2 separate regions of the Homo sapiens genome follow, and region 2 is linked to region 1. A link is a contact called in ENCODE Hi-C data. All regions are on one chromosome and are shown on one strand. The core of a region is the stretch at or near the end of the contact, and the rest is flanking DNA. Distances in the headings are between cores, read along the strand shown.

Evidence for each region. Hi-C counts contacts between places; a loop is a spot of excess contacts on that map. Pooled maps may share reads with other maps.
Region 2: a pooled map shows a loop between it and region 1 (3-fold over the local background). The contact joins two enhancer-like sites. A Hi-C loop is called at or near these places in 1 of 168 maps with a recorded cell type or tissue (Caco-2) and 3 of 50 pooled maps.

Annotation. Positions count from the first base shown.
Region 1 is chr2:15,637,298-15,640,251 of GRCh38, reverse strand. No RefSeq gene overlaps it. Among named protein-coding and RNA genes, the nearest start is that of DDX1, 47 kb to the right of the region's middle. Within about 2 kb of position 1,376, at least 2 of the 41 ENCODE cell types and tissues checked have a DNase peak (open chromatin) inside an H3K27ac peak, as active enhancers do.
Region 2 is chr2:16,406,044-16,408,757 of GRCh38, reverse strand. The region is part of intron 2 of LOC107985855 (a long non-coding RNA gene); the gene reads right to left. Among named protein-coding and RNA genes, the nearest start is that of CYRIA, 260 kb to the left of the region's middle. Within about 2 kb of position 1,262, at least 2 of the 41 ENCODE cell types and tissues checked have a DNase peak (open chromatin) inside an H3K27ac peak, as active enhancers do.

The DNA of each region.
Region 1 (2,954 bases), core at 127-2,626:
GGCCCATATGCTCAAAATCAGGCTCAGGCTTTGGTCAAGGTTTTCTTGAAGAAGCCAAAACCTGTATTTTCCCATTGAAAACCATCCTGGTCTTCTATCCTGTCCTGGATAGGACCATGGAATAATGATTCCTGCTCAGGGTTAAAAGTCATTAGGTGTTTTTCTGTTTTGGGTCTCAGTATCCACAGAGGAACTTTCATTTCTTCCAGGTTAAGTTGATAGACCCTCCCATTTTATGAAAAGCTAATCATAATATTTGTTGTACACCCACTGTGCACACTGTAGGGAGAGAAAAAGGACATCCAGAAACCCTTCACCGAAGCAGAATTTAACCCACCTGGAAACAGAGAGTGGGAAAAAAAGTCATACAGCAGTTTTTAAAAATTAAGAGCTGCAGGCTGGACACAGTGGCTCACACCTGTAATCCCAACACTTTGAGAGGCCAAGGCAGGAGAATCGCTTGAGCTCCCAGGAGTTTGAGACCAGCCTAGACAACATAGAGAGACCCTGTCTCTACCAAAAATTTTAAAAGTTAGTCTGGGTGTGGTGGCGTGCACCTGTAGTCCTAGCTACTTGGGAGGCTGAGGTGGGAGGGTCACTTGAGCCCAGGAAGTCCAGGCTGCAATAAGCCACGATCGCACCACTGCACTCCGGTCTGAGCAACAGAGTGAGACGCCATCTCAAAAAAAAAAGAAAAAGAAAAAGAAAAACGAAAAAATTTAAAAGCTGCATCATAAAGTATAAGGACGAGACAAAGGGTGATGTACTAGAGGCCTTCCTGGAGAGAGAGCAACAGAGCAGAAATACAGGCTCTGGGGCCTGAAAAACTCAACCTAGGGCCAGGCGTGGTGGTCCACACCTGTAATCCCAATACTTTGGGAAGCTGAGGAGGATGGATCGCCTGAGGTCAGGAGTTCGAGACCAGCCTGGCCAACACAGTGAAACCCCATCTCCACTAAAAATACAAAAAAGTTAGCTGGGCATGGTGGCACATGACTGTAATCCCAGCTACTCGGGAGGCTGAGGCAGGAGAATAGCTTGAACCCGGGAAGCGGAGGTTGCAGTGAGCCAAGATCATGCCATTGCACTTTAGCCTGGGCAACAAGAGCAAAACTCTGTCTCAAAAACAAACAAACAAACAGACAACAAAAAAAACCTCAACCTGGGGTACTTAGACTTCACTATTCTGGGCCTTGGATTCCTTATCTGCAAAAAATGATAGCATTGGCTCTTACATGAGGCAAAATACAAAATAGCTGGCTCATGGCTGGTATTCAAAAGCATGATGTTCTCATGCCCCCACAAGAGAGGTGGCAGTGACTCAGGTCCCTAAGGATGGGTGGAATTTTGACAGGCAAGAGAAGGCAGGACTTTGAGCAGCCTTCTTTGAGGCAGGTCTTTAAGCAGCAGGACTGAGCAGGGAGTAGTGGACAAGTGCCTGGATTCTAATTCTGGCTCCACTGCTTCCTAGTCACATGATCTTCAGCAAATCACTAATTTCTTGGTGCATCAGTTTCCTTATCTATGAAAATGGGAACACCAGTAAAATTTGTCTTCTGGGGTTGGTGTGAGGATTGAGTTAGGATGGGTAAACACTTAGAACAGTACCTGATATAGTGAAGGGTCATAAATTTTATCCATTGTTATATATGGAGGGGAATAAGGAGTCCAGATTTGATATGATTTGAGGAGTATGGGAAATAGGACTAGGAAGGTTGGGACTAGATTTTAGAGGGCCCTAAGTGCCCAAATTAGTCTGGACTTAAACACAATCAAGGCCCATCACAGGCTCTTGAATGGGGGTTGACATGGATTAATAACAACTCTTAAATGGTAAAGGCCAAATGGGCTCCTGTCATAGGTATAAATTATACCAGAAGAGGCTGCTCTTGAACAGTGACTAAGCCTTCTCCTGCTCCCACCCAAGAAGCTATTCTTTGGAGAAAAGCAGAAGGCAGAAGGACAGATCAGGTCTGGCTGTTTTTCCACTTAGTATCTCTTAATCCAAAATCCCAAATCTCCCTGTTTGGCTAGCAGGGACATTGTGGAAGACTATCACTTGGGGTGTCCAATCATCACTTATGGTTTTCAAATAAGTAGCCATGAGCTACTATTTGAAGTCATGAGGTTCATTATTTGGTCTGTCTAAGCCCACACATCCTGCCCTCACCCCCACCCAAACCCAACCCCAAGCAGGCAAAGTCAGTTGAAGACCATTCCACAAATCTCCAACATGCTCTTGAAGGGCAACGCCGTAATGCCTAGGATCCACTGTGTAAGTGGCAGAAAGACTAGCAGGCAGCAGTGACTTGTTGACATGATACTTCACCTGATTTCATTCAATCTGGGCTTTCAGAGACAGGCAGAATCAAAGGAAATGACTGAGAAAAAGCATTCCGAGTTCTGGAGATGTTAATGAGCATAGCAATTAGCATAAAGGCAATTTTGACATGTGTGGAAGTTCTTTGTACATAGAAGTCCCCAGTGCTGAGCCCAGGAGCAAGCTGGTGTGGTGGATGTGCAAGTGCTTTGTGACAGGAGAACACACTGGAGCACAAACTGCACGGGGCCAACTCACAGAAAAATAAAACCCTCATGCTCATTTCTTGGCCTTCAGGATCCAGAAAAAAAGACCACAGCCTCTGTCAAATGTAATGGGAAATAATTCCTTTGAATCTGTGATTTGCTCAGATGAAAAAAAAAGGGAGTCGGGTAATCCTTAAGTGACCCCAAGTGGTAAAAATACACCAGCACAGTGTTCTTTGTGGGTATTCCTGTGACACTGGCGCCACCTGGTGCACTCAACTGGGAAATAATGAATCACAACCCCATGAAGGCTGGCGTTGAGGGGCCCCATGCATTTGCGTTATTTTGTAAGTAAGTATTCTCTTGGTGCTGGGTTAACAACAGTGGGAAAATGAATAATAATTTATGGGCAGAAGCACACGATAGAG
Region 2 (2,714 bases), core at 13-2,512, 770 kb before region 1:
TCTAATGTTTCTTATGGCAGAGACCATTTCTGCTCAGCAAATATTTCATGTGCTCCCCTACATTTTCCAGTTTCCCTTGTGATTAGAATAGGGTCATATTCACAGTTTTGGTCAGAATGAATGGAAGTAATTTATATCACTTGTGGCTGAAGCTATCCCAGGAATGTATGCCTCTTACTAGGTTGTCAAAATCTTGGATGAATAGTCCTCACATCATGGCCACAAGATGGAGTAAGGATGCTCACCCTCATCTGATGTCACCTGAGTGAGCTGAGTGAGGAATAACTCTTCTTGTGTTAAGCTATTTCAATTGGGGGTGGGGGGGGGGGTTGACTCTTGGGACAGCTAAAACTAATTATCCTGATGATCTATCCTCCAACTTAGACCCAAGGAGGAGCATGTTTTGAAAATATTCTCTTCTACCGTGTATGTAAATATTTCAAGAAAATGCTCCTTTGTGAAAAAATTTTAGGACATGGTTATGTCTGCTTCTGTGAACAAAAACTACCAAGAGAATACTTCACATCTTTTATATATCAAAGTCTCAAGCTCCTTGGGCTGCAATTCTATCAACAAATGTTACAAATACACTTGGATTCTTGATCTCATAACACAATATAAATACACACTGGTGAGATCTTCTTCAGTGCTTTCGCAGTGCTAAATACCAGTGATGAAAGCAAAAATATGGTTTTCTGTAACCAGATGCTCTACATGGAAAGAATGATATTGCTTAATCGTTTCATTAATGCCTTCTTTTCTTTGTCCTGGAAAATGCTGTTTTGTCTCTTCTTTTGATGTCCTTCCCCAGCATGTTTGCTATAAGACGACTCTAACCCTTCCTCTGATCTGCTTTCCTAACAAGGATTGCAGAAGAATTCTGTGCAGATGCTGAAAGGCAATATAGAAAGAGGAGGTGGTCTTTGAAGCCCTGTGCCAGAAGTGACCACATATCCCCAAAGCAGCATCGGGAGCCACAGCAAACATTTACTTAGCACCCACCTTATGTCAGGCACTTTGCTAAGAGCTTTATCCCTTGCCCCCATAGCAACTCTACAAATTGGGCCTGCTATCACCATTGTAAGAGAGGACACTGAGTCTCAGAGAGGCTTAAAAACGAAGAGCTGTCACACTCCAAAGCCGTGCCTTTTCCATGACATCATGGGCCTTCCATTCAGATGCCGTTGCCACTAGCCAGATGCCTCCAAGACATCTGGCTGTTGGCCAGTCTAAGAAGGGAGCAGGGCGGGGACAGGAGCTAGCCCCTTGAGCACCTACTAAGTGCCGGGACTGTGCTAAGTAAGGCTTTCCCCAGCTCAACCTGTTGCCTAACCTTGCGCCTGGGGATCGGATGACTCGGGGCCTCCTTCCAGGTCACACGCGCCTCCTTTATTAATGTGATAGCTGCCACTGCACTTCTTTTTAGTGAAATATTTTGGGCCACTCAGTCAGTTGTTTGGGTTCAATGAGAAATTGATGCCTCTTTATTCAAAGCTCTGTCAGGAGCTTGGAAAACATCATGCTACTTTGAAAAATGAGGGTTTTTTAAGATTAAAAAAAAAGCCCTGATGATTTAAGAACTTCTCTGGTTGCCAGTTGGCCCCACTCCTCCTCTGGGAGCCAATCAGGAGCGACCATGGTAATAAAAGAGTCCCTCTCCCCCTTCCTGGCTGCTTTCAAGAGTGATTAGTGGAGGGGATTCATAGGCCTTGGTTTTGTGTTGTTTTGTTTTGGGGGGGGGGTTCTTTTTTCCTTGCACTTGGAGAATAAGTTAATTATGATTGGTTAAAATTTGTGTGTTTTTGCTTTTATCCCTGAACCACAATTAGAGCTCCTGACAGCCTCCTGGCCCTCAGAAATTCCAGCTGGTATAATAATTGATAACCGTGGTTATGAATAGATTGGAAACAAGACTGTGAAAGAATGCCTAGCCACTTCAGAGGGTCATTTATAGCGTGCTGAAGGGAAAAGAGAATTTCAGGCCTGGAAAGCTTAGAAACAGAACGAGTTTTTATCAGTTTCCTTGACACTGGCAGATCAAAGCCTGGGTTGCGCTCTCTAAGGGTTACAGATAATGGGGTGGCCGCTAATTCATTCTGCTGCTGGAGCTGAGGCCTATTCAGAAGGGTAAACCAGGGAGTTTTCATGGTGCTGCTTTGTAGTCTTTATCACAGGACCAATGCAAGAATCACCTTTTTATTTTAATGAGACATTTGAAAAGTATTTGATTCCCTCTGGCTAGGGGCTCTTTCTCCCGGCTGAGACAGTAAGAAAGGATTGCCCAATGGAGCTGGATTCTCTGAAAGCAATAGTATCTGCATTCTACCCACCTGCCCCCCTTGTCAGTTTAATAATTTCAGTGCAGGCAAAAGCTGGGCACGTGGGAAAGGAACAGAATTTCAGAGAATATCCTGAAAACAGAATATTTTCACTTGCTTTTTTTCTAACAATGAGGTTGTCCGCAGAGATGCAAGTTCGATCCCAACTCCACCGTTCTCTGTGTACAACTTTGGGAGTAGATTTATATCCTTTCCTAAAGCTCCTCTTCCTCATCTGTGAAATGGAAATAATGACAACAAGCCTGTCATGTTGCTGCAATGTTCAATGCAGTACTGTATCTAAAGCACTCAAGTATCTAAAGAAGACATCTTCGGTAAGCATTTTGTGATTGAAAGAATGAATGAGTTGTCTCCATCAAGCCTCACAAAACTCCC